Regions from separate parts of the Mus musculus genome. Here all the other regions are linked to region 1. A link is a loop called in an ENCODE intact Hi-C map of the cell type or tissue named here. Cell type or tissue: left cerebral cortex. All regions are shown on one strand. Region 1 holds the start of Usf1 (upstream transcription factor 1). Region 2 has its middle 23 kb from the start of Alyref2. Region 3 holds the start of n-TVcac6 (a tRNA gene). Region 4 holds the start of Ufc1 (ubiquitin-fold modifier conjugating enzyme 1).

Evidence for each region. Peaks named below come from ENCODE experiments on the same cell type or tissue, not always from the same donor. Only the 100,000 strongest peaks of a DNase experiment are listed, where the experiment ranks them.
Region 2: it touches region 1 in a loop (2.8-fold over the local background); 11 of 42 quality-filtered maps call a loop at or near these places.
Region 3: a loop joins it to region 1, with 4 times the contacts of the local background. A loop is called at or near these places in 2 of 42 quality-filtered maps.
Region 4: a loop joins it to region 1, with 3 times the contacts of the local background. A loop is called at or near these places in 3 of 42 quality-filtered maps.

The regions. Positions count from the first base shown.
Region 1 is chr1:171,407,635-171,415,634 of GRCm38, forward strand. It overlaps Arhgap30 (Rho GTPase activating protein 30), which reads left to right. Exons shown (of 12, transcript NM_001005508.2): 11 at 1; 12 at 94-2,606. The coding sequence ends at 1,707. It overlaps Usf1 (upstream transcription factor 1), which reads left to right and starts at 3,679. Exons shown (of 10, transcript NM_001305676.1): 1 at 3,679-3,806; 2 at 6,803-6,895; 3 at 7,871-7,920. The coding sequence starts at 6,888. In left cerebral cortex, a CTCF peak has its summit at 4,536; DNase peaks (open chromatin) are centred at 3,427, 3,671, 4,142, 4,490 and 1 more place; H3K4me3 peaks cover 2,359 bases; H3K27ac peaks cover 2,065 bases.
Region 2 is chr1:171,476,151-171,484,150 of GRCm38, forward strand. No RefSeq gene overlaps it. Among named protein-coding and RNA genes, the nearest start is that of Alyref2, 23 kb to the right of the region's middle. In left cerebral cortex, CTCF peaks have their summits at 3,068 (motif pointing left) and 4,393 (motif pointing right); DNase peaks (open chromatin) are centred at 2,245 and 3,045; H3K4me3 peaks cover 288 bases.
Region 3 is chr1:171,108,151-171,116,150 of GRCm38, forward strand. n-TVcac6 (a tRNA gene) reads left to right here and starts at 3,293; the gene lies at 3,293-3,365. It also overlaps a transcript of Cfap126 not described here. In left cerebral cortex, a CTCF peak has its summit at 3,002 (motif pointing right); DNase peaks (open chromatin) are centred at 3,023, 3,289, 3,828 and 5,887; H3K4me3 peaks cover 2,716 bases; H3K27ac peaks cover 2,257 bases.
Region 4 is chr1:171,291,595-171,299,594 of GRCm38, forward strand. Ufc1 (ubiquitin-fold modifier conjugating enzyme 1) reads right to left here and starts at 3,408. Exons shown (of 7, transcript NM_025388.3): 1 at 3,327-3,408; 2 at 3,040-3,233. The coding sequence starts at 3,162. In left cerebral cortex, a CTCF peak has its summit at 3,218; DNase peaks (open chromatin) are centred at 2,006, 2,528, 2,995 and 3,227; H3K4me3 peaks cover 2,003 bases; H3K27ac peaks cover 1,805 bases.

The sequences.
Region 1 (8,000 bases):
GGTAAGGAGGAGATTCGCTGGGTATATAAGTAGTGTGTAGCCCAGAGAGTGGATAGGGCTACCTGGTCCTTAGCCACAATGTTACGCCTACAGGTAGAAGAGTTCTCTGTGGAGCCACCCCTGGATGACCTGTCTCTGGATGATACTCAGTATGTCCTGGCTCCTAACTGCTGCTCCCTTGATTCTGCGGTTTCCACACCTGACGTAGAAGAGGACTATGGGGAAGAAGTCTTCTTGAGTGCCTATGATGATCTGAGTCCCCTTCTGGGGCCTAAACCCATCAACTGGGAAGGTGTAGGGAGTCTGGAGGAAGAGGCAGCAGGGTGTGGGAAACAACCTCCAACACAGGATGAAGAAGAACAGGCCTGCTCAGAAACCAGGCAGGAAAAGGAGGCTAAGCCCCGGAGCACATCAGATAACCGGGAAGAAGCAGAGGCAACTCCAGAGACTGAGATGGAGGCTGGAAAGGCTGATGCGGAAGGAGGGGAGGCTGAGAGAAGCCAAAAGGTGATGGATAGTTTTAAAGAAGGGAGTAGGGAAGAGCTAGAGGCCAAGGAAGAAAATTCCGAAGGTCGAGAGGTTGAAAGTATAAAGGAGACCAAGGATGTGGAAAAAATAATAGGAGAACCGGGTAAAGATGAGGAGAGAGAGATTGGGAGAGAAGAAGGAGCTGAGAAAGGAGATGACACCCCAGTAGACTCTGATATGGATCCAGAGCATGTGTTCCAGGAAGACCTGGTTCTTGAGGAGAGCTGGGAAGTTGTCCACAAGCATGAGGCTGAGAAAGGCAGAGAGAGTGAGACCAAAGAGCTGAGGAGGAAGAGTGACCTTAAGTCAAGAGAAGACCAAGGACACAGTGAAGACAGTGGAAGTCCAGAAGAGGGTGATGATAGGAAGGAAGGGGTTTTCAGCAAGGAACAAAAAAGTATAGACGTAGAAACTGAAGTCATGAGAGGTGTTGGTGACCACTTAGAAGAGGGGGCCCTCTCTGAAGGGCCAGGTGTCGAGTTACTGAGGGTTGACAGTACAGAAGAAATCAATGAACAGACCTCTGAGATGAAACAAGCCCCGCTACAGCCATCTGAACCAGAGGGCATGGAGGCTGAGGGACAGCTTAATCCTGAGACATGTGACCTGTATTCTTGTCCCTGTGGGTCAGCTGGTGGTGTGGGCATGCGTCTGGCTTCCACCCTAGTTCAGGTCCGACAGGTCCGCTCTGTCCCTGTAGTGCCCCCCAAACCACAGTTTGCCAAGATGCCCAGTGCAATGTGTAGCAAGATCCATGTAGCACCTGCAAGCCCATGTCCAAGGCCTGGTAGGCTTGATGGGACTCCTGGAGAAAAAGCTTGGGGTTCTCGAGCTTCCTGGAGGAATGGGGGCAGTCTTTCTTTTGATGCTGCTGTGGCCCTGGCCCGGGAACGCCAGAGGACCGAGTCTCAGGGAGTTCTGCGGACCCAGACCTGTACTGGAGGTGGGGATTATAGTCTCAGCTCCAGAACCCCTCCTTGTAGCATGATCCTTGCCCATTCTTCCCGGCCCCTTAGCTGTTTGGAACGCCCACCTGAAGGCACAGAGGGGTCTGAGCCCAGGAGTCGGCTTAGTCTGCCCCCTAGAGAGCTTCACCCTGTTGTCCCTCTTGTGGCCCCTCAGCGCCAGACATATGCTTTTGAAACACAGACTAATCATGGGAAAGATGAAGGGGTATGATTAGGACAGGACAAGAGGAACCAAGAAATCATCACCAATCTCTGGAGCACTTGCCTAGCTGTCTTTGCTGCCTCGGCAGCTGAGATGTCTAATTCCATAGGCTTGGGTCCTCCAGCTTCTTGTTTTGACCATGAGAGGTACAGACTTGGTGGATTTACTTATGTTTGTGTTAGACACAAAGCCACTTATGTCTTAGCAGAGTCTTAAGAAACATAGAACAATCTTGTTTCCAGGGAGTTAACAAAAACATAGGGTAGGTAAAAGCTTTTTTTTTTCTTAAATTTAAATACAGTGGGGGAATTTCAGCCAAACTTTTGCCCTATTCTGAGCTGTGAATATCTCTTCACAGAAGCCTACTGTAGATGTGGGAGATATAGGACCAGATATAGAATAGCTCACCCCTGATTTGTTCCTAGATTTTTGGCTGTCTTCTGACCCTCTTTAGTTTCAGAGTAGGAGAAACATCCAAGAAGCTCTTTAAAGTCCTCAGTGTTTGCTGAAGGAAATGGGTGGCATCCTCTACCTTCAATTATTTTGCAGAAGAGGTCCTCCCATTTTAGGAAAAGGGAATGTTGGGCTGAAGAGATAGCTCAGAGGTTAAGAGCACCTACTGTTCTTCCAGAGGTCCTGAGTTCAATTCCTAGCAATCACATGATGGCTCACAACCATCTGTAACGGAATTTGATGCCTTCTACGGGTGAGTCTGAAGAGAGCAATGGTGTACTCATTCATATACATAAAATAAATAAAGAAAGAAAAGAAAAAGGAAAAGAAAAGTAGAGGGAATGTCACTCAATTTGGCTCTAGCACTGTCTCTGCACAGGCTGGGGCTACAGGCCACCATTTAGCAATGGTGGGTATTTGATAATAAAAGCTGAATTTTTTTTTTAACATTTAAACAGTGTATGTACTTTGTCTTATTAAAGTTTTGGGTGAATGGTATCACATTCCAAAGTTGCCAAAATGTATATATCTTGTTTTTTCTTATTTAGATATTCTTCCTCAGTTGTCATGGGAAACTGTAGCTAGAAAGTAGAACTGGGTTCATGGTGGTCAAGAAATGAGGAAGAGAAACCTGTATTTACATAATGTTCATCTAATGCCAGGAATTGGGCCAGATTTGTGTGCATAAAAACTTTGCTCTTGAATTTATTTAATCCACTTGATGTGAAGTTGGTATTGGTATTTCCGTTTTACAAAGAAATTGAGCTGTAGTTAAGTAAAAATGCCCATCAAAAACCTCAGAGTTAAGAAGTGTTAGTTTCTAGGTGTGGTGGCTGTCTTTAATCCTAGCACTTGGGAGTGGAGAGATCTATGTGTATTCGAGTCCAGCATAGTTTATGTAGGACTACATAGAAATACCCTATCGCAAAAAAAAAAAAAAAAAAAAAAAAGTGTCAGTTCAGAGTCTGAATGGCTTCAGAATCTGAATTCTAGCTATTGCTATTATACTTCACTATTCCAAAATCACTCTGGGTACACCCAGAATGAAGAAAATGGTAATCAAACTCGTCCCCACACGTATTTAAGAGCCTGAGGAAAAGCTATGAGGTCTTTGGAGTATTGCTGACGTTAATACAAAGGTATATACCCAGATCCACGTACACTCAGAAATGTCCCAAAGTCCACTTGGAACCCCCTCAAAGTGATGCCCTGATCCAAGATGGCGTCCCACATTGCCCTTATGAAAGATGGCGCCTAAGATTGCCGTTCCACCCTCTACTTCCTTTTACTGGAAGTAAAAGGGCTCCGCCTACCACAAGGATGGAAGTACAATTTAGTCGGGTTTTTTTTTTCCTGGTTCTTACTGAAAACAAAGGCCTCTAGCGAGGTCCCCAAGGATACCGTCTGTTTCCCTTCAGAGCCTGCGACCACTCACGTACCCACATCCGCTCTAGCGGGCATCAGATTTGAAGCGAGCGGAAGTGTGGCAGCTCGGGGGGCCGTCCGTCGGCTGGGCGGGTCGAGGGCACACTTCCGCCCCTCACCAACATGGCCGCAGGCTGGGACTGCGCATGAGCAGCTGTCTATGGAGAGACCTAGATCCAAAGACGGAGAAGGCTGCCGGGGGAAATCGGCGACTGAAGCGGCCTGGCCCGGTGAGTGCGTCGGAGCCGGCCGGAGTCCGGACGCCGGTGGATCGGCATGGCGGGGCACCTTTGCTTTGGCTGGCGTTTCCCAGGCCAGGCCACGCCTGGGCACGGAGCCTTTGTTTTGGGGGAGGGGGCCGTGCCCGGCTCTTTCTCTCCTGCTTTGTGGGCCGAGCTCGCTCCCCGCCCCGGTGTGCACACGTCCCAGCCGCCTGCGGTGGGTATCCAGCTTCGAGCCGCAGGCCCGGGAAGGTCCCCGGCGTCCTTTCCCCGTCTCTCCTCCGCGGAGCAGCTGGGGCGCAGGCGAGCTGGGCTGGGACCGGCGGGGTCACCGCGCGGGCTGCGGGGCTCGCGCCTGCCGGGTACTCAGGTCCCCAAGCGCCTACTACTAGTCGGTGGGCCTGCAGGGAGACGCGTCGTTCTCGGGCAAGGTCCGGGCGCTTGAAGTCTTTGGGAACTTGATCTGGTTTTTGTGTGTGGGTGGTGGTGGGGGGTGTTTTGTTTTTTAAATTTCTGCCTTTGCGTCTGTGCTTGGTGAGGACGTTTGCTGGGCTCTCCTTTTGAGCATGCAAAACCACAAAATCCTAGGCTGATTTCCGTATCACGTATTATTAATGCTCAGGATGCTTCCGGATATACAACCAAGGTTTGAGTAAGGAGCCTACCGCCGTTTCTGGGTAGCCTCAGAAGTTGCGCTGACAGCTGTTGGCTATACGGTTGTCTCGTGCGCCTTGCAGTCTCTTTCATAGCCTCCTCCTGCAGGCCGTGCCAGGAGCTTCAGGAGGAGCTCTTCCTCCTGTTTGAGGATGGAGACCCCCTAGGTGGTCCGTACATCCGGACGCTGCCTCCCTTTGCAGCCTTACTTTCTACGGACAGTTTCACTTTCAGTTCCCTTTTGTTATTGTTGTTAACGTTCTTCTTTGCACACGGTCTTTCCGAGGCGCATTATCCGCTAAACTAAGGTTTTTCTTTGATTAGAAAGGTTTGGAAGATCTTGCGGGTAGAGTGTTTAAAAAAAATCTTGTCCTTTCTTGTTGAGATTATTTTATTGCTTTGTCCTATGCAGCTGTTTCTTTCTGGTGGCATCTGTCTGTACAGTTCTTTGTTTTTTCCCGTTCTCTGGCTGGTTGTCAAAAGTCCTAAGGCAGGAACATTGTAGATGGATTCCTCCCCCTTTGTCTTTTCTCCTGCAGAACCCTGAGCCTGGAGGTTTTCTTTCCCCCCCTCCTCCTGAGGCTTAGTTGATTTGGAGTTGTCATGGCAACATTTTAGCAACTATGTTGCTCTACAGGAAGCCTTGCTGGATAAAATAAAGAAGCCTTGAACATGATGCACTTGGGCACTGGTGTTTGTAACAGATGCTGTAAATCTGGACTCTCTCAAAACAAGAGCCCCGACAGCGGAGTAGTATCCAAGAGCCAAACCTGGGTTTTATGCTTAGTGATGGTTTCCCAATAGCAAAAAAGGTTTCAGTTTTCCTCTTCTTAGATTTGAGGACTGGAATTTGTTTTTTGTTATTCTTATTTGATTTTGAAACAGGACCTCTCTATACATAACCTTGGCTGTCCTGGAACTCACTCTGTAGACCAAGCTGGCATTGAACTCAGAGATCTGCCTGCCTCTGCCTTCTTAGTGCTGGGATCAAAGGCTGGCATCACCACCTCCCAGCTTCAGATTTCTTTTCGTACAGTTTGTGTTGGAGAAGCTGGAAGAAGAATCAGGGAGTGTGTGAGGGAGTGTGTGGGTGGGGGGGTTATTAGTTACTGGTTTTGATAGTGGTGGTCTAAACTTTGCTCTAGCTTTTCCTGTGAAGCTGCTGACATAGAGTATAATAGCTTTAGTAACAATCCACAATAGCCTCAGCCATGCACCCCAGACATTGTTTCACAGTCTACTCCTCCCCCCAGGAGTTGGAATGAAAATGGAGGAGCAGCTGGGTGGTGGCGACCCATGCCTTTAATCCTAGCACTAGATAGGCAGAAGCAGGCAGGATCTCTGAGAGTTCAGAGGCCAGCCTGGCCTACAGAGTGAGTTCCAGGACGGCCAGGGCTACAAGAGAAACCCTGTCTCAGAAAGAGAGAAGCGGGGTTGGGGGGGAAGGAAGGAAGAGAGAAAAGTTTTGGTGTGTGTGTGTGCACATGCATGTGTGTGGTGGGCTGGACGCTGTGATAAACAGCTTTCACAAGTTAGTTTTTGCCTCTTTGAGGGGAGGAGGTTGTTTTTTTTGTTTTGTTTTTTGAGATATGGATTCTCTAGGTTGCCCTGGTCATCCTGGAACTCTGTAGCCATGGCTGGCCTTGAACTCAGAGATCCACGTGCCTGGCTCCCAAGTGCTTGAATCAGGCATTGCCACCACGCCCTGCCTGCTGAGCCCTCCTAGCTTTTCTTTTGGTCAGAGGAGAGCCGTAGGGGGTCAGTTGTTGTCTTTCCACGTTGCTGGAGACAGTGGCTGGCGCCCCGCTTGTAGAGATTCTCTCATCTCCAGCTCTCCATCAGGCGCCCTGTGATTACACATGCTCTCAATGCTGCATTCCTCTCTTCTATAGGTTTTAGGACTCGGGTGTTACCTTCATTCCGAGTGAGACTTCCATTGCGAGTGCTGTTTGAGCCAATCTCCCAGTTTTGTTTTATTTTATTTTGAGACAAGTTCTTGTAGCCCAGCCTAGCGTGACACTAGCTTTGCACCCCAGGATGGCCTTGAACTCCTAAGTATTGGTATTACGGGCATGAGCAAGCACACTTGGTCCTTTTTCTCCTCAAACTCGCACCGTTCCTGTCTCCTTCCCCTGAGTGTTAGGCTCCCAGGAGTGAGCCTCCATGTCCCGTGAAGAGTTGCTTCTTCAGTCACTGCAGACTAGCCCTTGCCATCAGAATTGGGGGAGTTGACTGTCCTTTGCGGATGCTTGGTTTATCTTCCTGGCTGTGTCTTCTTGGAACCTAGGTTCTAGAACCTGGAAAGCTGTTCAGTTGCCTGGCCTCACTGCAAACTCTGTGGTTTCCACCAGGACTTAGCATTCAGGCCTTTGAGTTGGGAGATACAAAGTCCTCCGAAAAAAGACCGGCGCCTCGGATGAGCCCCCTCACAGAGAGATGAAGGGGTAAGTGAAGAGGGATGTCTGGGCAGAGGAGGGATGGCCTGGAGAATGCAGAATTAATGCAGAATGACTAAGAACATTGGATTCGGGAGATCTGGGTTCAGGTACCCAGCTCCAACACTTACCAGCTCTGTGATTTAGTTTCTCTATCTATAAAACTGTGGTGCTAGTCACTGTTATTAGCATCAAGATGGTGTGCTGGGGTGGGGGGTGGGGTGGATGCCTTTAATCTCAGCACTCAGGAGGCAGAGGCAGTCTTATCTCTGAATCCAAGGTTAGCCTGCTCCACACAACAAGTTCCAGGACTGCCAGAGCTACCCAGAAAAAAACTCTTTCTTTCTTCTTCTTTTTTTTTTAAGATGTAGAAATGGTCCTTTTTTTGTTTTGTTTGTTTGCTTGTTTATTATATGTAAGTACACTGTAGCTGTCTTCAGACACTTCAGAAGAGGGCATCAGATTTCGTTACAGATAGTTGTGAGCCACCATATGTTTGATGGCATTTGAACTCGGGACCTTTGGAAGAGCAGTCAGCGCTCTTAACCACTGAGCCATCTCGCCAGCCCTAACACTTTCTTGAAAAACAAAATAAAACCAACCAACCAACAAACAAAAAAAGTGCTTATAGCTTGGTGTCTATGTACATGGTAGATACTTAGTTATTACTTTTTAAATTTATTTTGTTTTATTTTTTTGAGACAAAATAATATTTACATAGTCCTGGGTATATCGTAGTCCTGGCTGCCCTGGAGCTCACTCTGTAGACCAGGCTGGCTTCAAACTCACAGAGATCCACCTGCCTGTCTCCTGAGTGCCAGGTTTAAAGGAATGTGCCACCATGAGCCAGCAGTAATACTGTCATGGTCTAACCTAGCCTAACATCTGTTGTGGATGCCAGTGAGTTTGGGAACCATGTTACGAGGTCAGTGAATGTCTCACATCTTCCATTTGTTTCTTGTTTTTTTGTTTCACCACCAATAGGCAGCAGAAAACAGCTGAAACCGAAGAGGGAACAGTGCAGATTCAGGAAGGTGAATGTTGACAGTCAAGACTTATGGCTCATCCTCCCCTCCCTCTCTTCAGATGATGGTCCATCTCCTTCCTACATACC
Region 2 (8,000 bases), 69 kb after region 1:
AGTGCTGGGATTATAAGCACTTATACCTGGTCTAGGTTTGTTTTTCCTTTTTTGCCACAGTGATCCTCAGGCCTTTGATGAGATCAGGAGATAAAAACTGGTCAGTTAGGGCAGGGACCCCAAAGCGGCTTCCAGATGTTCTTGCTGGAGGCCGAAGGAAGATGCAGGGAGAGAGCTCTGGCTTGTGTTACCTCCTACATGAGAGCCACAGCATAAAGGACATGGGGGACTATGTGAATAGAACTGGGGGGGGGGCACACTGGGCCACCTGGTGGGCCAAATGGATTGACCATCTCATACCTCACTCTAGTTTCTGTCCTTTAGAAAGCCCCAGACAGGCAGTTCCACAGTGCTAGTAAATAGTACTGAAGTTTTTAATAACACGAGATTCTCCTGTGTAAGTGTGTGAATGGTGGGAGCTGGGGAGACAGGATGGTTTAATGGTTAGGGATTAAAAACCACAAAGCTGAGACTAATCCTTTTCTAGCTTCAAGGTTGTTCTTCTTAAGGTTGTAAAACAGCCCCCCCCCCTTTCTCTCCTCCCTCCCTCTTTCTCTTCTTCTCTCTCTTTCCTGCTCCCTAAACATTATCTTATTTAGCTTAGACTAGGTTTTTTGTTTTTTGTTTTTTGTTTTTTGGTTTTTCGAGACAGGGTTTCTCTGTGTAGTCCTGGCTGTCCTGGAACTCACTCTGTAGACCAGGCTGGCCTTGAACTCAGAAATCCACCTGCCTCTGCCTCCAAAGTGCTGGGATTAAAGGCGTGCGCCACCACGCCCGGCTAGACTAGATTTTAAATTGCTATATAGCTTAGGAGGGTCTTCAACTCCTGATCCTCCTGCCTTCCTCCTTCTAAGTGGTGGAATCGGAGCTGTGTGATACTTTCTGGTTTGGGGCTGTGGTGCTAGCTCGTGAAACAGGATTCTTCTGGGTGCCTATAGCTTCCTTTGTACTAGAAGAGCTCTCCATCAAAGGGTGTGACCGAAGAACGACCAAGTCACTTGTAAAAGGAGTTACTGGCATTAACCATGCTATTTGTGTCCAAAGATGTCACCCATCAGTATTCATATGTCTCGCTGATGGTCACAGACAGGGTGGGGGAGGCATTTGCTTGCTGTCGGCCTCAGAAAGGGTAGTGTCGGTCTGGCTCTTGGCCTTTTGCAGGAGAGGAAGCTGACAGATGTACGATCTGACCCAGTCCCTACCCCGGAAGCAGATGGGTATTAACAATTCTTCATTCCTCTCTTCCTGCCTAGCAGCCTCGAGCAAAGGATGTAGACCTTGAGCTAAAACACAAATTCTTTTCTACCACAGTTTTTGACCACTCCTCTCCTTGGGGGAATGTGTCTTTGGGACCTGGGAGAGATGCAGGGGCAGCAGCAGCAGCAGCAGCAGCAGCAGCAGCAGCAGCAGCAGCAGCAGCAGCAGCATTCTGTCCCAGAGGAAGCATCCAGATGTGATTTTTCTGAACGCAAATTTGAGGGCCTTACTTCTCACAGTGCTTTCTGAGGCCTCCTCTAGTTTGTCTCTACAGTGGCCCAATGGGCAATTAATGAAAGCAAAAAGTTTAGGGTCCAGCCAAGCACCCCATTGATTTGGACATAGCATATGGGCGCTTGAGAGTTTCGTGTTTTTGTTTGTTTGTTTGCTTGTTTGTTTTGTTTTACTTTTAGATTCTAATGTATGTTTATCATGTGTCCTGGTTCTACCTGTTAGCTCAGGTGAAATAGCAAAGAGGGAGTCTTGGGCCTGAGCTGGGAAACCCTGGAAGTGGTGTGTGCTGGGGTACTGCGTGAGTGTGTGTGTGCTTGCCCGTGTGCATATGTGTGTGCATGTGTACAGGTGCGTTTCTGTGTGTGTGTGTACGTGTGTAAGGGCGTTACTGTTATTCTTCCAGTCACACGGTGCACCCAGTCTCGGCCAGTTCCACCAGCATTTCTGAGATCTTCATTCTACCACCTGAGAGTAGAACCCGGACAGACCGGTTCTGAGGTACAGAGGAGAGAGAGGTCTGAACCGGAAGGGAAGTTTACTCAATTCAGGCAAGGCAGCGCCCTGTGCGTTGCAGGGTGGGGCGGGGCACGGGAGGGTGGAGGCAGCCCTGCCTGCTAGGCAGGGCTGTTGGCTAATTATCTGTGGACGAGGAGAGAAAACAGAGAGAAGGGATTGTGCGAAGCCTTACTTAGGGCCTTTGAGATGGCTCAATGGGTCATGAGCACCCGAGACTGATCCTCAGAACCCAGAAGCAGGCAGGAGAGAGCGGACGCCACAAAGGTGGGCGGTGATCGTGGACACGCATGCGCACACAGGCATACCTTTTTAAACTTGATGTTGACGTTATGGAATGTGCTTAAGGAAGCTGCTGTAGAGAGGATCCCTCTCCTCCCCTCCCCGCTTAATATCTTGTGCTCTCTCCTTTTTTTTTTTCTTCTTCCCATACAGGGTTCACTATGTAGCTCTGCCTGGCTTTGAACTCACGGGGATCTCTGCCTCTGGAGTGTTGGGTTTATTTTGTTTTGAGGAAAGATTTTCTCTGGCTCAGGCCTTGAACTTGGTCTGTTGTAGAGGTTAGCCTTGAACTGTCTTTAAAAAAAAAAAAAGTAGCTGGGCGTGGTGGCGCACGCCTTTAATCTCTTTAATCCGGAGGCAGAGGCAGGTGGATTTCTGAGTTCGAGGCCAGCCTGGTCTACAGCGTGAGTTCCAGGGCAGTCAGGGCTATACAGAGAAACCCTGGTTCGAAAAACAAAAAAACAAAACAAAACAAACAAACAAACAAAAAAAGTGTCTGCGTGCATGCACTCACAAGTGTTCAAACACTCGGGGGAATTCTTACAAGGTATTAGAGGATCCACGACCTTTACTTAGGCTCTGGGGCTTGACCTAAGGTAGTCAAATTTTCTGAGCTTTACCCACTCACTCAGCCACCTAGCCAGCTCCTAAATGTCTGCAATTTAAACCACTTAGTTAGAGATGGCTCGCTCAGTGATTAAGAGCACTTGCTGTTCTTTGGAGTATTCTCCATCTGTTGTTACTGCAGTTCCAGGGGATCTGATGCCCTCTTCTGGCCTCTGCAGGCACTACATGTACAAGGTCCATGTCCATACTTGTAGGCAAAACATTCAGATATATAAAATTTAAAAGTGTTTAATGGATTTTAATGATCTGCATATGTGTGTCTGTGTGTTCCTACTGTTCTTTATAACAATATGGTAGTTTTAAAATTATTATACAGGGTGATGCATAAAGATTATACACCTTTAATCCCAGCACTCAGAAGGCAGGGGCAGGAGGGTCTCTGAGACTTTGAGACCAGCCTGGACAGCCAAGACTACACAAAGAAAGAAACTCTGACTTGAAAAAAACAAAACAAAACAAGACAAAAATCTTGCTAGGTTGTGCTGGCCTGCAGCAGTTTAGGGATCCGTGGTAGTTTAGCTTTCGGAATCACCCTGTGAACCTGAGTCCTACTTATCCGTAGTAAATGCAGAAAGAAGGCAAAGAATCACAATTAAATGGCATTTAAACTGAGAGTCCACTTTTTCCGGTGTTAATATTCAACAAAACAACAATGAAAAGTCCCCAGAACTACATCGCTAAACTTCACCCATCCCAACTCAAACAAAAAACCGGGGAATAGTGTACCTTTATCTTGAAGGTGTTAAGTTTTGGAGGGGACTCTGCTGGTGTTGAAGGTGTTAAGTTCTGGGGGGACTCTGCCTGTGAGCGGGCTAGTAAGTAGTCACAACCTATTTGGGACCCATTAGAACAGCTTGTGTCAGTGGCCATAAAATTGTTCACACCCTGAAATGCAGTGATGTCTCTCGTGGGAACAAGCCCCAAGGAGACAATTAAACAAAGCAAGGGACGTATGTAGATCCACGTGAAAGGCATTCATTGTAGCGTGATCCGTAAAGTAACGAGCTGGAAGGAAACCAAGCTCTGCACAATACGCAGATTGTTAAACCAGAATGTGGAGACCGATGGAGACTTATCCAGTTATTGAACAATAATTATGGAGAACACGTAGAAACATTAAAATATTTATGATTTGGGGGGTATATGATTATTAAATAAAAGGAGAATAACAGCTAGGTACGGTGGTGCCTGCTGGGGACCCCAGCACTCGGTAGAAGGGTGCAGAAAGATGAGTTGTTTTAGTTTGGACAATAGAGATAAACTATATATTTGTTTTCTCTTCTTTTTAAAAAAGTTTCTCTCTGGTTATTGAAACTTGATAATCAAAGACCAGAAAACTCTCTGCTGCCATTCTATACGAGGTTATGTGGGTATAGTAATCAGCACAGGTCTCAAGAGTTTTTGGAAAGAGTGGAGAGCCACATCTCCCAGAATAACTAATTATTTATTTTATGTATTTATGAATTATTTATTTTATGTTCACCGTTGCTCTCTTCAGAAACACCAGAAGAGGGCATCAGATCCCATTGTAGATGGTTGTGAGCCACCATGTGGTTGCTGGGGATTGAACTCAGGACCTTTGGAAGAGCAGTCAGTGCTCTTAACTGAAGAGCCATCTCTCCAGCACCAGAATACAGGCTTCTTGAGAACTTAGGTCTAAGTCCACTCTTTCTTCCAGGTTCTCTGGGTGCATCCAGCAGCAGTGTAATGAGTCCCAGTAATAGATTCCCCCACCTGGACACACTGAAGAAGCTCGGGGAAAATAAGTTGATCTAATAGCTGGCCAGGGGGCTAGAGACATGGCTCAGTGGTCATGAGCACTGGCTGCTCTTCCCAAGGACCAGGGTTCGATTTCCAGCATCTCTATAGCAGCTCACAACTATCTGTAACCTGTTACTGTAGCTCCAAGGGATCTGATGTCCTCTGGCCTCCATGGTTCACATATATGCATGAATGCAAAACACCCATACACATAAATAAATCACACACACACACACATATATATTATATAATATGACAGGAAAAAGCCCTAGGAAGTTGAGGTCAACTATGATGTTCATGGAGAAGGCCAGGCAGTGGTGATGAAAGACCCCACCATAAGGCTTAGCAAGCTAGCTGCAGTAACGCCATTTTGCAAGGCATGAAAAAGTACCAGAGCTGAGTTCTCAAAAGCCACAAGAAAGTTTAGTTAAAAAATAAGGCTGAACAAAACTAGGACAGGGGCCAAACAGGATATCTGTGGTCGAGCACCTGGGCCCCGGCTCAGGGCCAAAAACAGATGGTACTCAGATAAAGCGAAACTAGCAACAGTTTCTGGAAAGTCCCACCTCAGTTTCAAGTTCCCCAAAAGACCGAGAAAAACCCCAAGCCTTATTTAAACTAACCAATCAGCTCGCTTCTCGCTTCTGTAACCGCGCTTTTTGCCCCCCAGCCCAAGCCCTATAAAAAGGGTAAAAACTCCACACTCGGCGCGCCAGTCATCCGATAGACTGAGTCGCCCGGGTACCCGTGTTCCCAATAAAGCCTTTTGCCGTTTGCATCCGAGTCGTGGTCTCGCTGTTCCTTGGGAGGGTCTCCTCAGAGTAATTGACTACCCAGCTCGGGGGTCTTTCATTTGGGGGCTCGTCCGGGATCCGGAGACCCCCGCCCAGGGACCACCGACCCACCGTCGGGAGGTAAGCTGGCCAGCGATCGTTTTGTCTCCGTCTCTGTCTTTGTGCGTGTGTGTGTGCCGGCATCTAATCTTTGCGCCTGCGTCTGTATCTGTACTAGTTAGCTAACTAGATCTGTATCTGGCGGTTCCGTGGAAGAACTGATGAGTTCGTATTCCCGACCGCAGCCCTGGGAGACGTCTCAGAGGCATCAGGGGCCCGCTGGGTGGCCCAATCAGTAAGTCCGAGTCCTGATCGATTCGGGCTATTTGGAGCCCCTCCTTTGTCGGAGGGGTACGTGGTTCTTTTAGGAGACGAGAGGTCCAAGCCCTCGCCGCCTCCATCTGAATTTTTGCTTTCGGTTTTTCGCCGAAACCGCGCCGCGCGTCTTGTCTGTCTCAGTGTTGTTCTGTCATTTGTCTGTTCATTGTTGTTTTGGACCGTTTCTAAAAATATGGGACAGACTGTAACCACTCCTTTGAGCCTGACCCTTGAACACTGGGGAGACGTCCAGCGCATTGCGTCCAACCAGTCCGTGGACGTCAAGAAGAGACGCTGGGTCACCTTCTGCTCTGCCGAGTGGCCAACTTTCGATGTGGGGTGGCCACAAGATGGTACTTTTAATTTAGACATCATTTCACAGGTTAAATCTAAGGTGTTCTCTCCCGGTCCCCACGGACACCCGGATCAGGTCCCATACATTGTCACCTGGGAGGCTATTGCCTATGACCCCCCTCCGTGGGTCAAACCTTTTGTCTCTCCCAAACTCTCTCTCTCTCCAACCGCTCCCATCCTCCCATCCGGCCCTTCGACCCAACCTCCGCCCCGATCTGCCCTTTACCCTGCTCTTACCCCCTCTATAAAACCCAGACCTTCTAAACCTCAGGTTCTCTCCGATAACGGCGGACCTCTCATTGACCTTCTCACAGAAGACCCTCCGCCGTACGGAGAACAGGGACCGTCCTCCTCTGACGGAGATGGCGACAGAGAAGAGGCCACCTCCACTTCTGAGATTCCTGCCCCCTCTCCCATGGTGTCTCGCCTGCGGGGCAAAAGAGACCCCCCCGCGGCAGATTCCACCACCTCTCGGGCTTTCCCACTCCGTTTGGGGGGTAATGGTCAGTTGCAGTACTGGCCGTTTTCCTCCTCTGATCTATATAACTGGAAAAATAATAATCCTTCCTTTTCTGAAGATCCAGGTAAATTGACTGCCTTAATCGAGTCTGTTCTCATCACCCATCAGCCTACCTGGGATGACTGTCAGCAGTTGCTGGGGACTCTGCTGACAGGAGAGGAGAAGCAGCGGGTGCTCCTGGAGGCTAGAAAGGCAGTCCGGGGCGACGACGGGCGCCCCACCCAGTTGCCCAACGAGATCGAGGCCGCCTTTCCCCTCGAACGTCCCGACTGGGACTATACCACCCCTGGAGGTAGGAACCACCTAGTTCTCTATCGCCAGCTGCTCTTAGCGGGTCTCCAGAATGCGGGCCGGAGCCCCACCAATTTGGCCAAGGTAAAAGGGATAACTCAGGGACCCAATGAGTCTCCCTCGGCCTTTTTAGAGAGACTCAAAGAGGCCTATCGCAGGTACACTCCTTATGACCCTGAGGACCCTGGGCAAGAAACCAATGTATCCATGTCGTTCATCTGGCAGTCCGCTCCAGACATTGGTCGGAAGTTAGAGCGGTTAGAAGACTTAAAAAGCAAAACCTTAGGGGACTTAGTGAGAGAAGCCGAGAGGATCTTTAATAAACGAGAAACCCCGGAAGAAAGAGAAGAACGTATCAGGAGAGAAACAGAGGAAAAAGAAGAGCGCCGTAGGGCAGAGGATGAGCAGAGAGAAAAAGAAAGGGACCGCAGAAGACAAAGAAAAATGAGCAAGCTATTGGCCACTGTAGTTACTGGTCAGAGACAGGATAGACAGGGGGGAGAGCGAAGGAGGCCCCAACTCGATAAGGACCAATGCGCCTACTGCAAAGAAAAGGGACACTGGGCTAAGGATTGCCCAAAGAAGCCACGGGGGCCCCGAGGACCGAGGCCCCAGACCTCCCTCCTGACCCTAGATGACTAGGGAGGTCAGGGTCAGGAGCCCCCCCCTGAACCCAGGATAACCCTCACTGTCGGGGGGCAACCAGTCACCTTCCTGGTGGATACTGGGGCCCAACACTCCGTGCTGACCCAAAATCCTGGACCCCTAAGTGACAGGTCTGCCTGGGTCCAAGGGGCTACTGGAGGAAAGCGGTATCGCTGGACCACAGATCGCAAGGTACACCTGGCTACCGGTAAGGTCACTCACTCTTTCCTCCATGTGCCAGACTGCCCCTATCCTTTGCTAGGAAGAGACTTGTTGACTAAACTAAAGGCCCAGATCCACTTCGAGGGATCGGGAGCTCAGGTTGTGGGACCAAAAGGACAGCCCCTACAGGTACTGACCCTAAG
Region 3 (8,000 bases), 300 kb before region 1:
ACAAATCGAGTAAGAGGTCTACAACAGAGAATATGTACATATCCATTAGGAGTAATTATCTGCCTAAACATTCATCACCTGTCCCCAGCTCTGCAGGTTCGTGGAGAGTTATAAACCATAACTTTTGTGACTATGTTATTAGTGAAGTTTTGTGTAGATAAACCCTGTCAATATTTTATCTTCTGCCCTTGCACCCGTAGTAAATCATTAGTTCCCTTTTAATGACCTTTGGTGAATGGTTTTACAACCTCCTGTAATGTACTCTGAGTAGTAGATGCTTTCTTGCTATTTTAGAAACAATTAACTCATGACACTTGAAGACGGTTCTCAGAGTTCTCAATGCAGTTTTACATAAAAAATGCTTTAATAGCAGTCCTATTATAAGAGATCTTAATAATTAATTCTATAGTTTTAGGAATTCTTATAGGATCATCATTAAGAATTGAGAAGTCACCCATTTGTCTATATAGCATCACTACAAGACAGTGCATCTTCGTTGGTCTGCAGAGATCTGCTGAAAGGGGTGGGCTAACACCTAGTGGTTGTTATATATGTTTATATATAATAACAGGAAAAGCATATTAACAGCAGGAATCTTTCCTACAATAAAATTCTCATGCAAGAGCAAATCCGACATAGATTTTAATCCAAGGTGGAATCAGACCAGGGAGATCACCTGCTGGTTTTTAAGCCTCTCTTAGATGGCTCTTGGCATACAAATGCTACCTCCCATTTGGGATGCAGAGGCAGTAGGATCATGAGTTCTAAGCTAGCTTTGGCTACCTATCAAGTTGAAGGCCAGCCTAGACTACACGAGACCTCCTCTCAGACGCACTAACACAAATATTCAAACCGATCCTGAAACGTTTTCTCAGAGCGCTCAAGTAGAAACATTCATTATAAGCTGGGTGTGGTGGTGCACACCTTTGGTCCCAGGCCACAGGAGGCAGAAGCAAGTGAATGTCTGTGAGTTCAACGCCAGCCTGGTCTACAAAGAGAGATCCCGGGCAGCCAGTGCTACACAGAGAAACTCTATCTTGAAAACCCAAACCAACCAATCAGCCAAAACATTCATTATGCCTTCCTGGTGGCCTGGTGTCTAGGGTTCATCACTGTCACCATGGTGGCCTTTCATTCTTGGTTAGGGCATTTTGCTCTTAGTTCTTTCTACTCAATATTATAACTGCCAGACACACCTCCGTCCTTTGCTCTACTTCTCAAACATCCTGAAGTCACTTGCTGGCTGTGGGTCTAGCTCACTGAAGAGCTGCCATCTGGTCTTGGACCTTGACGCTTTTCAGAGCTTTGTTTTTGCTTAACTCGTTGTAGTTCATCCTACAAACAAAGTATATTACTGGATAGAAGTGTGTCCTCTTCCCTCTGTCTCTTCTCTGCCTCTCTTTTTTCTCTTTGGCCAAATTAACTGAGAAGGACTCCATTCTTAAAGTATGTTAATAACTAAAGTATACTGACTGAACCTCCTAATTGGGACACCTGAGAAGAGTCAGCTGTGAAGACAGCGCTGGAGCTGGTGAAACCACCTGTGTGATCAAAATCTCTGTAATGCGCCTGCTCTCTGAAGCCCAACGAATAGGGAGTAAATAAATACACCTACTCTTAGGGACCAAGTCCATGGAAGGAAGGGCAGGAGGACGGGCGGGAGGACGGGAGTGGAAATGTCTGGTTGTGTCACGTGATGCAGATTCACCGGATGATTTGCTGAGGAACGACCTGTGAGAGGACAGTGCTGCCTGGAGGTTGTATAAGTAGGACTCAGAGGACAGTCACAGGACATTTGAAGAGGACCTCTATCCTATTAAAGCTATATATGTCAATCCAATCTTTCTAAGTGATTTTTTTTTCTGTTTGTTTCTCCGTGTAGCCCTGGCTGTCCTAGAACCTGCTCTGTAGACCAGGCTGACTGCGAACTCCAAGATCTGCCTGTGCCTGCCTCCTGAGTGCTGGGATTAGAGCTATGTGCTACCGTCATCGGGCTCTGTATTGATTTCTAAAGTGTAAATGTTTCCAAAAGAGTGGGATCAGCATGTGCTTGGACCAGATTCCCTGAGAAAGTATGTCCCCTAATCCTACTAAAAGTGGCTTAATGTGATACATTCTTTGGTGTTGGTCTAGGGCACCCCTTGGAAATAGCTGAGGTCTTTTCACATTTTACACAGCCTCGCACAGTCAGCTCTTCCCCAGGGTTCTCGCCTTTCTTCCTCATCCTTCATCCATGACTCTTAGCTCCAGTTCTCATTTCCTTTGTCCTCTATCTTAGCAGAATGAAATTTACTCATCCACTGACTTTCACTTTTATAATATGTAGGGCAGCACAAATACCTGCTGGTCTCAAAAGTTACGCTGCGCAAACAAAAAGCCCAAACGTCTCCCATTACGTATTATGGCTATTTTATTTTTATTTTTGTTTTTTAAGGGGTGGAAGGGACTCATTCTCTTTGGTTGCCATGGCCTGGAAAGGCATTGCTCCTGGAGATACAGTAGACATTAATACTGCCTTACAGAAGGGTCTGAAGAGCACTCTCGTCCACCATGGCCTAGCACTGAAATTCGTGAAGCTGCCAAAACCGTAGACAAGCACCAAGTCCGTCCTTGGAGCATGCACCCAAGTGTGCAGAGCCTGTGTATGTCGAGTTGGAGGAAGACCTTCGTGCTAAGCCCCCAAATCAACCTAAGGCTGACGAGGAGAAACTAGGGCAACGGGCAGGCCTCTGCAGAACCGACTCAGTGGGAAACCCGATAAAGCGGTCGCATGCAGTGGTTAAATAATACGGCCAGGGATGTCAGCGAAGAGTACCTCAGATGCAAGAAACGAACAAATAAACATTTTGACTCATTAAAAACAAACAAACAAAAACGTAACGAGGAAGCCTGGGAAATGCCTTTTACATTTAGGTTCAGGGTGCTTTTTCATTGTTTCAGGCCGCCTTGGCTCGCTCCATTTTTCTCCCGTCGCGCGGCACAGCACATGCTGGCCGCCAGGTGGCGCCCTATACTCATCAGCCAAGCACTCCTGGAGCGCCGCAGGATCTGGAAAGCTGCGCCTATTGGTTACGGAAGCCTGGCTGGCGCTCTTCCCCGAGCTTCTGGGTCCCCGGCGGAGTCTTAACTTTTCTGGCAGTTTTCTTTGGGGGCACCGTCTAAGTCCCATGCGTGAGAATCATTTAACAGCTTCAGAGAGGAACCTGCTTGTTGGTTGACTAAATAGAATTTAAGAGCCAGAAAAGAAACAATTCACTTCAAGTGCAGCTCATATAGGTCAGCTTGCCAGCCAGTTTCCGTAGTGTAGTGGTTATCACGTTCGCCTCACACGCGAAAGGTCCCCGGTTCGAAACCGGGCGGAAACAGCAACTTTGTTTTTCAACCTGTTTTTTCAATCCTATAAAAAGATCTAAAGAGTTTACAGTCAGAACCTACAAACGGATCTGACCAAATTACACGTCTCCTGGACCATTTCGAGGGCTGGATCAGCACAGCTAAAGTTACACGAACGAAGGGAGACTGTCGACAGTGAGCTGGTCCTCCCAAAGAGACCCGCAAGTATTTATGTCTTCCTTCAGCTTCTTCCAGAAGGCACTGTGGAGTCGTCAGTTCATACTTCTGTCCCGAGAAGGGCTCCGATCTTTTCAGCAGGGATTGCCTCATATTCCTCCTCTCCAGAGTTTATAACCTATACTGAGAGCTATCCCGCCGCCTGCTACCCCGTGATTATCTTGTTTTACAAAGCTCCCATCTCTATTATTATGCTTGCTTCATAAGCATGAAAACTTAAGTTCAGACTCCTAGCATTCACTAAGAAAGCCAGCGCTCCCCGCTGGAAGCTCCAGGGTAGCTGCTTCTGCAAGCATTCCCTAGCCCGTATCTGCGCACGCCACTTGCTCTTTCATTTGGAAACCTCACCAGGAGGACAGCGTGCTTCCAACTTTGGACTGGGAACTTTGGCTGCCTCAACAACGCTTCCTTAGTCCCTTTATTTAACTTATTTTTAATGCATATGGTTGTTTTGCCTGCATATATGCATGTGCATCACGTGCAATCTAGCGTGCGCAGAGACCAGAAGAGAACATCGAGTCTCCTGAAACTGGAGTTAAAGACATTGGAGCTGCCATGTGGGTGCTGGGAACCTAGTCCTCTAGAGGGGCATCCAGTACTCCTAATATAGTACCTTTTTTTTTTTTTTTTTTTTAAGACTCACTATGGGGCTGGAGAGATGATGGCTCAGTGGTTAAAAGCACTGACTGTTCATCTATAGATCCTGAGTTCAATTCCCAGCAACCACATGGTGGCTCACAACCATCTATAATGGAAACCAATGTCCTCTTCTGGTGTGTCTGAAGACAGCTACAGTGTACTCATATACATAAAAGAAATAATTAAATCTTAAAAAAAAAATCCCCAGAGATCTTCTTGTTTCTGCCTCCCTAGTGCTGGGATTTAAAGGCATATGCTACTCTTCCTGGATAATTCTCACTTTTGCTCGATATATACTTAATAAACTCACTCATCCAAAAGTGAAGGATGATATAGAACACAGGTTCTCACACTGTCGTCCAGACTGGCCTTGAACTCAAGATAATAGATAATCTCTTGTTGTTGTTGTTGTAATATTTATTTAATGCCAAGTCTGTGATGGCCTATTCTTAAATTCGAGGCAGGACACTCCAGAACACAGAGTGAAAGCCACATACTAGGAGTCAGGAGGGAGTCAGCACTGTGCTGTTACTGTGAGTCTGGCCATCATCCGATGTTCCATTGAGGATGGATGAAGACTGAGCTGCAATCTGACTGTCACCATAAATCATACACTAACGTCTAACCAGACCCTGACCTTGACCTCCTCCCCCCCCCCCAGTGTATTCACGTATTCAGCCATGATTAGGTTGCCTCTTATTGGACTTTGTGTTGGATATGGTTTAAAGTGTGTCCCCCACACACAAACGTTTGTGGGCTAGAAGATTGGTCCTCCGTGTGGCTCAGTATTTAGATATTAGAAGCATTAAAAAGTAGCCCTGATGGGGCTAGTGTTTAAGAGCACTGGCTACCTTCCAGAGGGTGTCAGCACCCACAGGGAAGCTATCCTACCCCCTCTTCTGGCCTCCCTAGCACCAGGCACTCAGTTTGGTGCAAAGACATATACGTGCAGGCAAAACAACCATACACATTAAATTAAAAATAAAAAATAAAAGTAGGGCAGAGTAAGCTACATCATGAATGTATTTCTTGAGATAAAGTTGCTATTTAAAAAAAAAAATGTCAGGCAGTGGTGGCACACACCTTAAATCCTAGCACTCGGGAGGCAGAGGCAGATGGATTCGAGGCCAGGCTGGTCTACAGACTGAGCACAGAGAAACCCTGTCTCGAAAAAACAAAATAAATAAATAAAATAATAATAATAAAAAAAGTTTGGCCCCTGAATTCCTTCTGGTTTCCCGATCGCTGGATATCCCTGCATGTCTCCTCTATCCCCACGAGGTCCCTTCCAGAGAACTAACAACACCGCAGCACCTGATACTGGACCTTTGGCCTAAATAATCCTCGTTTTGTACAATGTACAAATAATACACATAACATGGAACACAGACCTTGAGATGGGAGATTTACTGAGGCCGGTTTATGCAGATAAACCCATCTAACAGAAGGAAAGCAAATTAGTGGTTACAACCACTGGTTATGAAGGGAGCCAATCGAAAACAGAGGGACGTGGTACGTAGTAGTGGTTTCTCAGACAAGTTTGGGGCTGGCCTGGCTTGCGAAGCGTTTCTTGACAGCATGAGACCAAAGTGCGGATCTGGGGACTTGCAGGCCACTCGGCCCATCCTCAGCTTCCGGTTCCTTCTCCCGGACGCAGCCTGTCCCTCCTCGTCTCCTGGTCGCCCCGCCTTCATGCCCGGTCTCACGGTCCCAGTAGCGCTTTCCCGGTACTCAGGCGTGAGTCACGGAAAGGGGGGTTGTGGGTTGAGCTCATTTCTGGACAGTGGGACCGGATGTGACTCTCCCGGGCCACGCACTTGCGGGAGGAGAGCGGAGCAGAGAAAGGGTAGGTCCTCTCTGCAGCAGGGGCTGTGGCCAAGAGGCTCCAAAGACCCCGCAAGGGAAATGGGTACTTTCCCTTTCCTTCCAAGAGTTCCCGTCGCTCCAGCCTAACCCTCCCCCTCCTCAATCCCGCCCTAGCTCAACAGTTCAGCAGTTAACTTGGGAAGGTTATCTTTCATTAAGTAACTTTCAGAATCTTCAATTCACTAATGGGAACTCTGAAATCATAATTGCTCGTTTCCCATTATTTTGTAGCAGGCTACAGATCCTTGTAATCACCTTAGGAGATAACCACCATCATCAAAATGTTATGCATCAAGAAAAGAATAGACCTGCTTGTGATCCCATTCTATTAAGTGATGGACCTAGGTCCAAACATTTACATCAATGTCACAAATTCTTTCTTAGAGTGGTTTTCAACCTGTAAGTCAAGACCCCTTTGGAGATCCAATGACCCTTTCACAGGAGTCTCATATCAGATATTCTGAATATCTGATATTCATTTATATTATTATTCATAACAGCAAAATCACAGTTATGAAGTAGCAATGAAAATAATTTGATGGTTAGGGGTCATCACAGCATGAGGGACTGTATTAAAGGATTGCAGTATTAGGAAGGCTGAGAACCACTGACTTAAAATCTGTTCTACAGAGCCAGTGGACATCTTTAATCCCAGCACTTGAGAGGCAGAGGCCAACTTGGTCTATAAAATGAGTTCCAAGATAGCCAGAGCTGTGGGAGGGGATTGGGGTGTGTGTGTGTGTGTGTGTGTGTGTGTGTGTGTGTGTGTGTGTGTGTCTCGGGGTGTACCACTGCAATCACTCAGAAGGCTGAGACAGGTGGATCAAGCCTGAGTTCAAGGCCTGGTCTACAGGACTACATAGAGAAACCTATCTTTAATAATAATAATAATAATAATAATAATAATAATAAGGATAATGCAGTGTAGTGACAATTTTGAAATTTTGGTTTATTTAAAAACCACAGAAATATTATAAGAATATATTTTTGTTTAATCCCACGTATGGGATATGGGGCTGCTTCATTCTGTCCACAGCAGCTGACTCTGATTTGCTTAGTGCTCTAGCAGAGGCACGTTTTTTGCCAACTGCAGATAGTTTCTGCAATTGTGTGACATTTGGAATTTGAGGACTTTCCAGAGGGTCTATAAATGCTAGGGTCCCGAGTGATGGGGTGGGTTGTTGGTTGGTTGCTGTTGGTCAAGGTGTGTTGCGGGAAAGATTAAGTATTTGCTAAGTAGTTGTCTGCAAAGAAGAAACAAGAAGAAATTAGATATCCTGTGGGCAAAGATTAAACTTGCCCCAAAGAGCTCCACACCGCTAATGAACAGGAAGTAGTCTAACCATAATGTGGCTCCCTTTCCTTTTTATTCTTGAAACTACAAAGTATCAGACTACAAAGCACAATTAGCAACACTTACTTAAGGCGTTACAACCCTTCCATTTGTGAAGAGGCAGTGTTCCCAGGACTTTCTCCAGATGCCCTCTGAGCAACCCTATTGATTTCTCTAGAATCACTCAATAAACCTGTGCTTCTAAGCAAGCTTTTGAGATACAACTTTAGGTATATATGTCTCGTGTGAAAATACTCATTTATGGCTCTCCCTCGAGGAGCCCTTACGCACACTTAAGTATGCCTTTTTCTTTCCCTAGTCTCTCTTTCTCTTAACCTTCTTGTGTAAAGTTTGTCAGAAGTGTTCTTCAGGAGCCGGAGAGACGGCAAGTACTGGCACTTAACCTCCTGAGTACCGGTTTTCATTGTAGGTGTAGATGCCACCTTGTTTAATACAGATTTAAGGACAAATACTGAAAGATAGAGAGCAGCTTAGGAAAATGCAGGAAACACATTACAAACCTGAGGGTGGGTACGGATGTCTCAAAAGAGTAAGACCAGACACTTAACTGAAGTCACTGAATAGCTTCCAG
Region 4 (8,000 bases), 120 kb before region 1:
GAATTTCAAATGTCCCAAATTCCAGAAATTATCTGCAGCTGGCGTAACCATGCCTCTGTTACAGCTTGAGGCAAATCATGAGCAGCTGCTGTCAGTCCGAAGCGCCCCATAGCCCCACACCTGGGATTAAAGTAAACGCACATTCTTATAACATGTCTGGGGGGGGGGGTTGTTGTTGTTGTTTGTTTTATTTTTAATTCTAGAATTCTCACTACAAAGTACCACAGACATTCTCCATTTCAGGGGCAGTCTCACTCAGTCACCTGAGCCAGGCGCCAGCCTTCGTTCCTGACCTTTCCCCTTGTTTTCCTTACTAATCTTTCATGATGCCCTGCAGATTCTAAATTCTAGTTTCTGCTGTTCCTCTGTTACAGGGTCCTGCCGATTCTAGAGTCAGTTCCTGCTGCGTCTGTTACAGGGTCTCTCTGCAGCCAGGGCTGGAACTAAACTCACTGAAATTCTCCTGCCTCTGTCTCCCCAGTACTAGGTTTATAGGTATGTACTGCAACACCTAGCCTTAGCCCCAGCCCAAATTTTACTTTTTTTTTTTTTTTTCACTTTTTGTTCCCTTCTTGATAGTCTCACTAAATTGCTCAGGCTGGTCTTGAGCTCATTTTGTAACAACTTGAGATGGTTTATATATGCTTGACCCAGGGAGTGGCACTATTAGAAGGTGTGGCCTTGTTGGAGTAGGTGTGGCCTTGTTGGAGTAGGTGTGGCCTTGTTGGAGTAGGTGTGTCACTGTAGGTGTGGGCTTTGCCTGGAAGTGAGTATTCTGCTAGCAGCCTTCAGATGAAGGTCTAGAACTCTCAGCTCCTCCTGCACCATGCCTGCCTAGATGCTGCCATGCTCCTTACTTGATGATAATGGACTGAACCTGCAAGCCAACCTCAATTAAATGTTGTCCTTTTAAGAGTTGCCTTGGTCAAGGTGTCTCTTCACAGCGGTAAAATGTTAAGACACAACTCAAGAAGGCTTTGAAACTGTCCAAGCTAGCTTCACTCTTCCTACCTCAGCATCCCGGAAGCTTTCTGCTTACACCATGCTGTTCCTAGCTGGCATCCTTTGCTCTGCTCATGCTGACTAGAAGAGGGAATCCGAACCCCTGAACCTGGAGTTTATGGATGGTTGTGAGCAGTCATGTAAGCGCTGGGAACCAAACCAGGTCCTCTACAAGGGCAGAGGGAGCCATTTCTTCACTCTTGTCCTTACATCTTGAACATCCTTTTCCTACCTTAGGTTTTATTTTTATTTTTAAGATTTATTATTATAGGTAAGTACACTGTAGCTATCTTTAGACACACAAGACGGGGGTGTCAGATCTCTTTACGGATGGCTGGGAGCCACCATGTGGTTCCTGGGAATTGAACTCGGGACCTTTGGAAGAGCAGTCAGTGCTCTTAACCGCTGAGCCATCTCTCCAGCCCCTACCTTAGGTTTCATATGCAAATGTGTGTGTGTGTGTGTGTGTGTGTGTGTGTGTGTGTGTGTGTGTGTGTGTGTGGTGTACGCCAAGGTGTTGCCTGTGGTATTTAAAGGACAACCTGAAGAGCCAGTTGTCCTCTACTGTGGGTTTCATGGATCAAACTAAGGTTTGTTTAGGTTTTGCAGAAGGTGCTTTACAAACTGAGCCATCTCTCTCTGGCCCTGTATTTATACTTTTAAGTTTTAATTCAAGTTTTACCACTTCTAAGAAGCCTTATCATGGCTGGTGTTTTAGCTACTTTATGGTTTCTTGTTTTCTCCACCCTTTATTCCCCAGCTTCATCCCCTATCACTAGATAGGCAAGAAAGAAAATGGAGTGAGAAGGGGAGGCATACCTAAGTTCCCTCTTGTTTCTTTAAACAAGACTACTAACAAATCACAGCCAACGCCCTGAGTAACCAACAACCTGCAAATGCTGGCAGAGCTCTAGTATTTATATACTTTCTGAACATTTCCCAGAATTCCAATTGTCATGCAATCCCAGAAACCATCTGCAGCTGGCAAAACCAGGCCTCTGCTCGAGAACAAGGCAAATCATAGTCAGCTGCTTTGAACCTGTGCCACATCCCCACACCTGGGATTAAAACAAAAACATATTCTTATGCTTCTGTTTTAAAGAAACCAAAATTCCAGAATCCTCGCTACACCTTACTCCTTCCTCCCCATGTTCTCAAAATACCCTAGTTATGTCTCTGTCTCTCCACTTAAACACAGTTTAATACTGTTTCTGTCAACCTCAGTAGGGCCATTCTTATTCGGTTTTATATACTCTCAATAGATACTAGTAACACAATAATATGTTTTATTGTTGTGGTTTGAGGCAGGGTCTCCTATAGTCCAGACTGGCTTTGAATTCATTATGCAGTCTAAAAAACGACCCGAGCTTCCAATCCTGGCTCCACATCCTGGGTACAGAGAACATATGAGCCTCATCAATTTATGAGGTGCCAGAGATGGAACCCAAGGACATCTTGCATGCTACGCAAGCACTCGCCAGTTTCTCAGTGAGGCCACATATACTGCAAGCGATCTACTGGGTTTTGAAGCAGATAGAAAGCACCAAAAGGAGGGCAATCTTTCTCTTCCCATAACAGGAATTAGCTGAAAGGATGGCTAATTTATAACTAAAAACATCTCTCTCTCTACCTCTAAACACTTTAGGTTTTCAGTCCTGACATTAATTCCATCCATTTCATCATGAAGAATGAAAGAGCAGTGATGCACAGACACTTCTTCAGGCGCTAAGAAGTACTTTGACCCCCTACCACAGCCAGCAGAGCAAGCACCTGGTGCGAGAGGGACACGTCACCTTCCCGGAATACTGCTGTTTTTTCCTTCAAAGTCTAGCCCTACTGTGCTCCTAGCCGGAATCTCTTCTGCATCCTCCCTCCGGCCACCCGTAACGCCCCCAGCCCCCCAAACAATCGCATTTATATGAATTTAGAATTTAAACTTTAAAACCGGAAGCGGCTTCCACCCGGAGCCAATTCCCGGGGACACCTGGTTACTCGCCACCCCTCTGCTACGCGGTCAAGCACAGGAGTAAAACTGACCCGGATCAGGGACTGATATTCCTCCTTTAGTCGCTGCACCCACAATTCCCGATCTCGGGGTCCGGCGTTGGTCTTCAGCACCGGGATCTCAGACACGACCCGCCGAGTGGCCTCGTCCGCCATCTTGGACCAGGGAGCAGGAAAACTGCGGAAGTGCAGTTGCTTGTCACTTACTCACGGCGTCGCCATCTTTACTGTGGGAAGAGGAGGCGTTGGATGGCTTTAAAGCGGACCCTGAATGCATTCGATTTTTATTTATTTATTGTAAGGAAATAAAATTGACCTACGGGTGTGAGCGTCCGGAAGAACAGAATGGAGGCGGGCTACTCTGTCCACCTATCATTAAATCACCGGAGCCTGCTCAGAGAACGACTTCCGTTCATGCTCAGAAGCAATCTTGGGAAAAACTCAAGACCTTCCCAAACCAGCAAAGTTGTTTGAATTTCAGGTTTTTCTAGACTGTCTTCAAAGTCCTATCTCCTAAGATGCGCAATTTAACGTCTTTGTTCTCCAGAGTGACTTCCTTACTTTCCATCCCTGTCCTGAATAATTAACACAACTGAATTAGGAAGTATGTAAGCTTGTTTGTTTTTTAAAGGACATTGGGTCCTATATACCACAGACTTGCCTCTAACACATACAAAATGGCCCGGAGCTATTGCTTACTTCAAAATTAATCTGTTTAGGTTTTAAAACCATCCTAAAGATAAAACTTTTTTTTCCAAAGAGTTACTGAATATCTTTTGTGTGCTATATATTAAGTATATAGAAACGATTTCTTCTTAGATGAATTCACCCAAATGACTAACAGTCACTGAATGCCTATTCTAAGCCTATGGCAAGTCATCTGGTAATTTGTTGTTTTTTTATTAGACCAGGCTGGCCTCCGACTCACAGATCTGCCTGCCTCTGTCTCCCAAGTGCTGGTTGGGTAATTTCTAAATTCGTTTGAAACCAAGAAACCTCAATAAGCTTGGTGGCCCACATGTGTTATCCCAGAGCTTAGGGGTCAAGATCAGAAGATTGCTGCAACTCAATTTAAAACGAACAAACTCCATATGCCACAGCTGCTGTGATTGCACACTTTCGATCCCAGCATTTGGGAGGCAGAGGACTCTAGAGTTTTAACCTTGGTGAGTTTGAGTCTACAAAGAGAACAAATTCCAAGATGGTGGTGTCACACATCTTTAATCTCAGCCCTCAGGAGACAGAGGGCTGGCAGATCTCTGAGTTTGAGAGCCAGCCTGGTCTACAGAGTGAGTTCCAGAACAGCTAGGGCTACACAGAGAAGCCCTGTCTCAAAACAAAAACAAAAACAAAAAAATCCCAAAAAACAAACAAACAAAAAACCCCTCAAAACCAAAACAACCCCCTACCCAAAAAAAGAGAAAGAAGGAAAGAAAGAAAGAAAAACAAGACATGCTGTCCTCTGACTTACATACCTATGCCGTGGCATGTGTGCCCCTTCAACTTCAATTTAAATTTATATATTTGTATGTCATGTGAGTGTTTTACCAGCATGTATGTAAGGTACCATGTGCATGCAGTGCCAGTAGAGGCATGTAAAGGGCAACAGATGCCCTGGAACCAGAGTTACAGACATGACTTCCATGTGGGTGCTGAGAACTGAAGACTGATCCTCTGCAAGAGTAGCAAGTGCGCTTAAATCTTGAGCTGTATCTCCAGTCCTCTAGGTGAAAAAACAAACACTCAAATATAGTTTTAAGGGCTGAGGACGTAGTGTAGTGTTAGAATTCTTGCCTAGAATGCACAGAAATGGAGTTGGATCCCCATTATTACATCAACCAGACCTGATGGTGAGTGTCTGTCATCACAGGCTGAGCTACAAATAAATGATGTTGGGTTTTTCCATCCCAGATGATTTCCCTGTGTTGTTTGGTAGATTATTTGTTTTTCTTTTGAGACAAGGTCTGTGTACTCCTGGATGTCCTAGAATTCTCTGTGTAGACCAGGCTGCCCTTGAACTCACAGGATCCAAAGGCCCCTTGCAATTGGAGTGCTGGGGTTAAAGATGTTCTGTACCCTGCTTGGCTAATAGAGTGTTCTTGTCCTCTCTCCCCTATGTTGTTTGATAGTATGTTCTTAGTTTCTTCCTTTCATTCTCAGTGTTGCTTTGGTTTTTGAGACAGGTCTCATGTATCTGAATTCCTGACTCCCAGGTCTCCATGTCCCAAGTACTGGTATTACAGGCACACCACCAAGTCTAGAGGTTTTGAATCTTACTAGCATGCCACACAGCTCTTTATAAAGATATTAGATGTAGCTAACACATCTTTGTAATGCTTCACTAAAGATCTCCTAAGGTAAATAAAATTTATATCTGTGTTTATTTATTTTAGTGTGTGTGTGTGTGTGTGTGTGTGTGTGTGTGTGTGTGTGTGTGTGTGCGCGTGCAGTCACAGTGATGTGGTCAGGGAACAGTGGTTTGAAATTGGTTTTACAATTGCTGTGACATAATTATTTTAATTTTGTTATGTGCATCTGTAAAGGAATAACTTTTCCTGACATTTCTGCTGGATCTGTACATGTACTGCTATCATTTTTTACCTCTTAGTAAAAAACTTATTTCTTGGCCTAGAGAGATGGCTCAGTGGTTAAGAGCAGGAGAGTTCCTAAGTTCAATTCCCAGAAACCACACTGTGGCTCATAACCACCTGTAATGGGATCCGATGCCCTTTTCTGGTGTTTCTGAAGACCCCAACAGTGTAATCACATATATAAAATATATAACTCTTTGGGAGGAAAGAGTTTTTGTTTTGTTTTGTTTTCAAGACAGGGTTTCTCTGTGTAGCCATGGCTGTCCTGGAACTCACTTTGTAGACCAGGCTGGCCTCAAGCTCAAAAATCCACCTGCCTCTGCCTCCCAAGTGCTGGGATTAAAAGTGTGTGCCACCACTGCCCGGTAATAAATAACTCCTTTTTTTTTTCAAGTTATTTATTGCATTTATGAGTACACTGTTGAGGGCATCAGATCCCATTGCAGATGGTTGTGAGCCACCATGTGGTTGCTGGGAATTGAACTCAGGACCTCTGGAAGAGCAAGCTACCAGTGCTCCTAACTACTGAGTAATCTCTCCAGCCCCAATAAATAACTCTTAACAACAACAAAACCCTCATGCTTGTCAGGCAGTGGTGGTATTAGGACCTAGGTAAAATATTAAGGCCTACAGAAAATGTTAAGGCCTGGGTAACTGTTACCTGGCTAGCCTGCAATTATAAGGAAACCTTCTCATATGTTTCTGCTGTGACTAGGAAATTTTTTAATGCAAGATTGATTACATATTGTTATGTTCTGTGCCCTTTGAAACAAATCACAATTGAAGTCAGTTTTGTATAGTTACCCATAACTTGGATCTGAACCAACCACCGGACAGCACTTCCTGCACCTTAGTATAAGCTTTTATATTTTAAGCTGCCATCTTCCACCTTCCATAATTTCAATTCCAGAGGCTATGATACCCTATTTTGGACTTCAAGGACACTAGGCACACATGGTGTTGGGGAATGGCTTTGTGTACTGTGTATTTAGATGCTGATTTCCTTACCCCAGAGATCTGGTTGCAGTCTGGACTTCCGCATGGTCATTATTACTGAAGCATCTCCCATCTTTATGTTGTGTGAAAATTGTTCTTTATCATCTTTGATTGGTTAATAAATAGCTGATCAGCCTATAGCTGGGCCAGAGAGTTAAGCAGAACTTCCAGTCCCAGTGAGGGGGTACCAGATGGAGAGAGTCACCATGAGAGTTGCCAAGAGGACACAGAGGAGAACAGCCAGGGCCAGACTGGGAAGGGGCAGATGGCCGGGAAGTAGCCAGCATAGTCGGGTTAGAATAGATGAATATCTGCCCAGCTACAGTGCAAGAAGCATATATATAAATATAAAGGTCTCTGGTCATTATTCAGGAATAAGGGAGGCATAGAAAATGTGCCCTTCCCCCAGCCTTGAGCAGGCTGCTCAGACCTGGGTTGTCACACTTGCTAGCCCACCTAGGGTAGAGTCTTCCAACCTAGGTAAAGTCTATTGCCCTGCCACATCTGCAGCTTTCCTCCAAGACGCCACTACCTGCTGAGAGGCTGAGCTTGTTCTCCTGACACTATCCTGACAAAGCAGTGATCCTAACAACACAAGGAGATCCTGGCGTGGTGGGGGATGGGTTCCCTTCCTTTAGCAGCTCAGACTCATAAGTAAACATTGGCCTTGATCAGAAAACTTTGTCTTGGATCCTTATTTCTCTCAATGCTTTTCCCATCCAAAACCCCATCTTTACTTTCAGGAACCCAGTAACCTGTGGCCACAGGTGGCACCTGACGAGTGGCCTGAAAGCAGAAAGAAGGACAGGGGTTACACTGTCTTGGTGGGGCTCTACAGAAAATAGAAGATGTATCCGTGCACAGTAAGCAACATGCAGCATTACTGTTAACACTACAAATGTCATCTTTTGAAGGCTGTTGATCGTAAGGATTGAAGGCTAGACTGAGTGTTGGCCTGGCGCTGATATCACCTAGGGGTTGACAGTGGAAAATGGGACTGGAAAAATTCTAAGCAGGTATTTGTCCTCAGTCAAAAACTACATCAGGCAGCGGGAGTAGGGCTTAAAATAATAAAATAAAATAAAATTAAGGGGGGAGGGTATAGGAAAGTTTCGGGATAGCATTTGAAATGTAAATAAAGAAAATATCTAATAAAAATATTTAAAAAATAATAAAATAAAATTAAATTAAAAAAAAGAGTAAAAGAAAAAAACAAAACAAGGGAAATGACATGAGAGAGAGAGAGATCAAGAGAGAAGGAAAATGGATTTCTCTCTCAGGAACAGAGGGAAATTGGGAGATGTCCTGCTTTCTCTCAGGCCCCTACACGAGACACTCTTAGTTCTGGTTACATCAAGTTCACTACCCTCTCTGTATTGTCTGTGTTTGATGCACCAATCTGTCCAT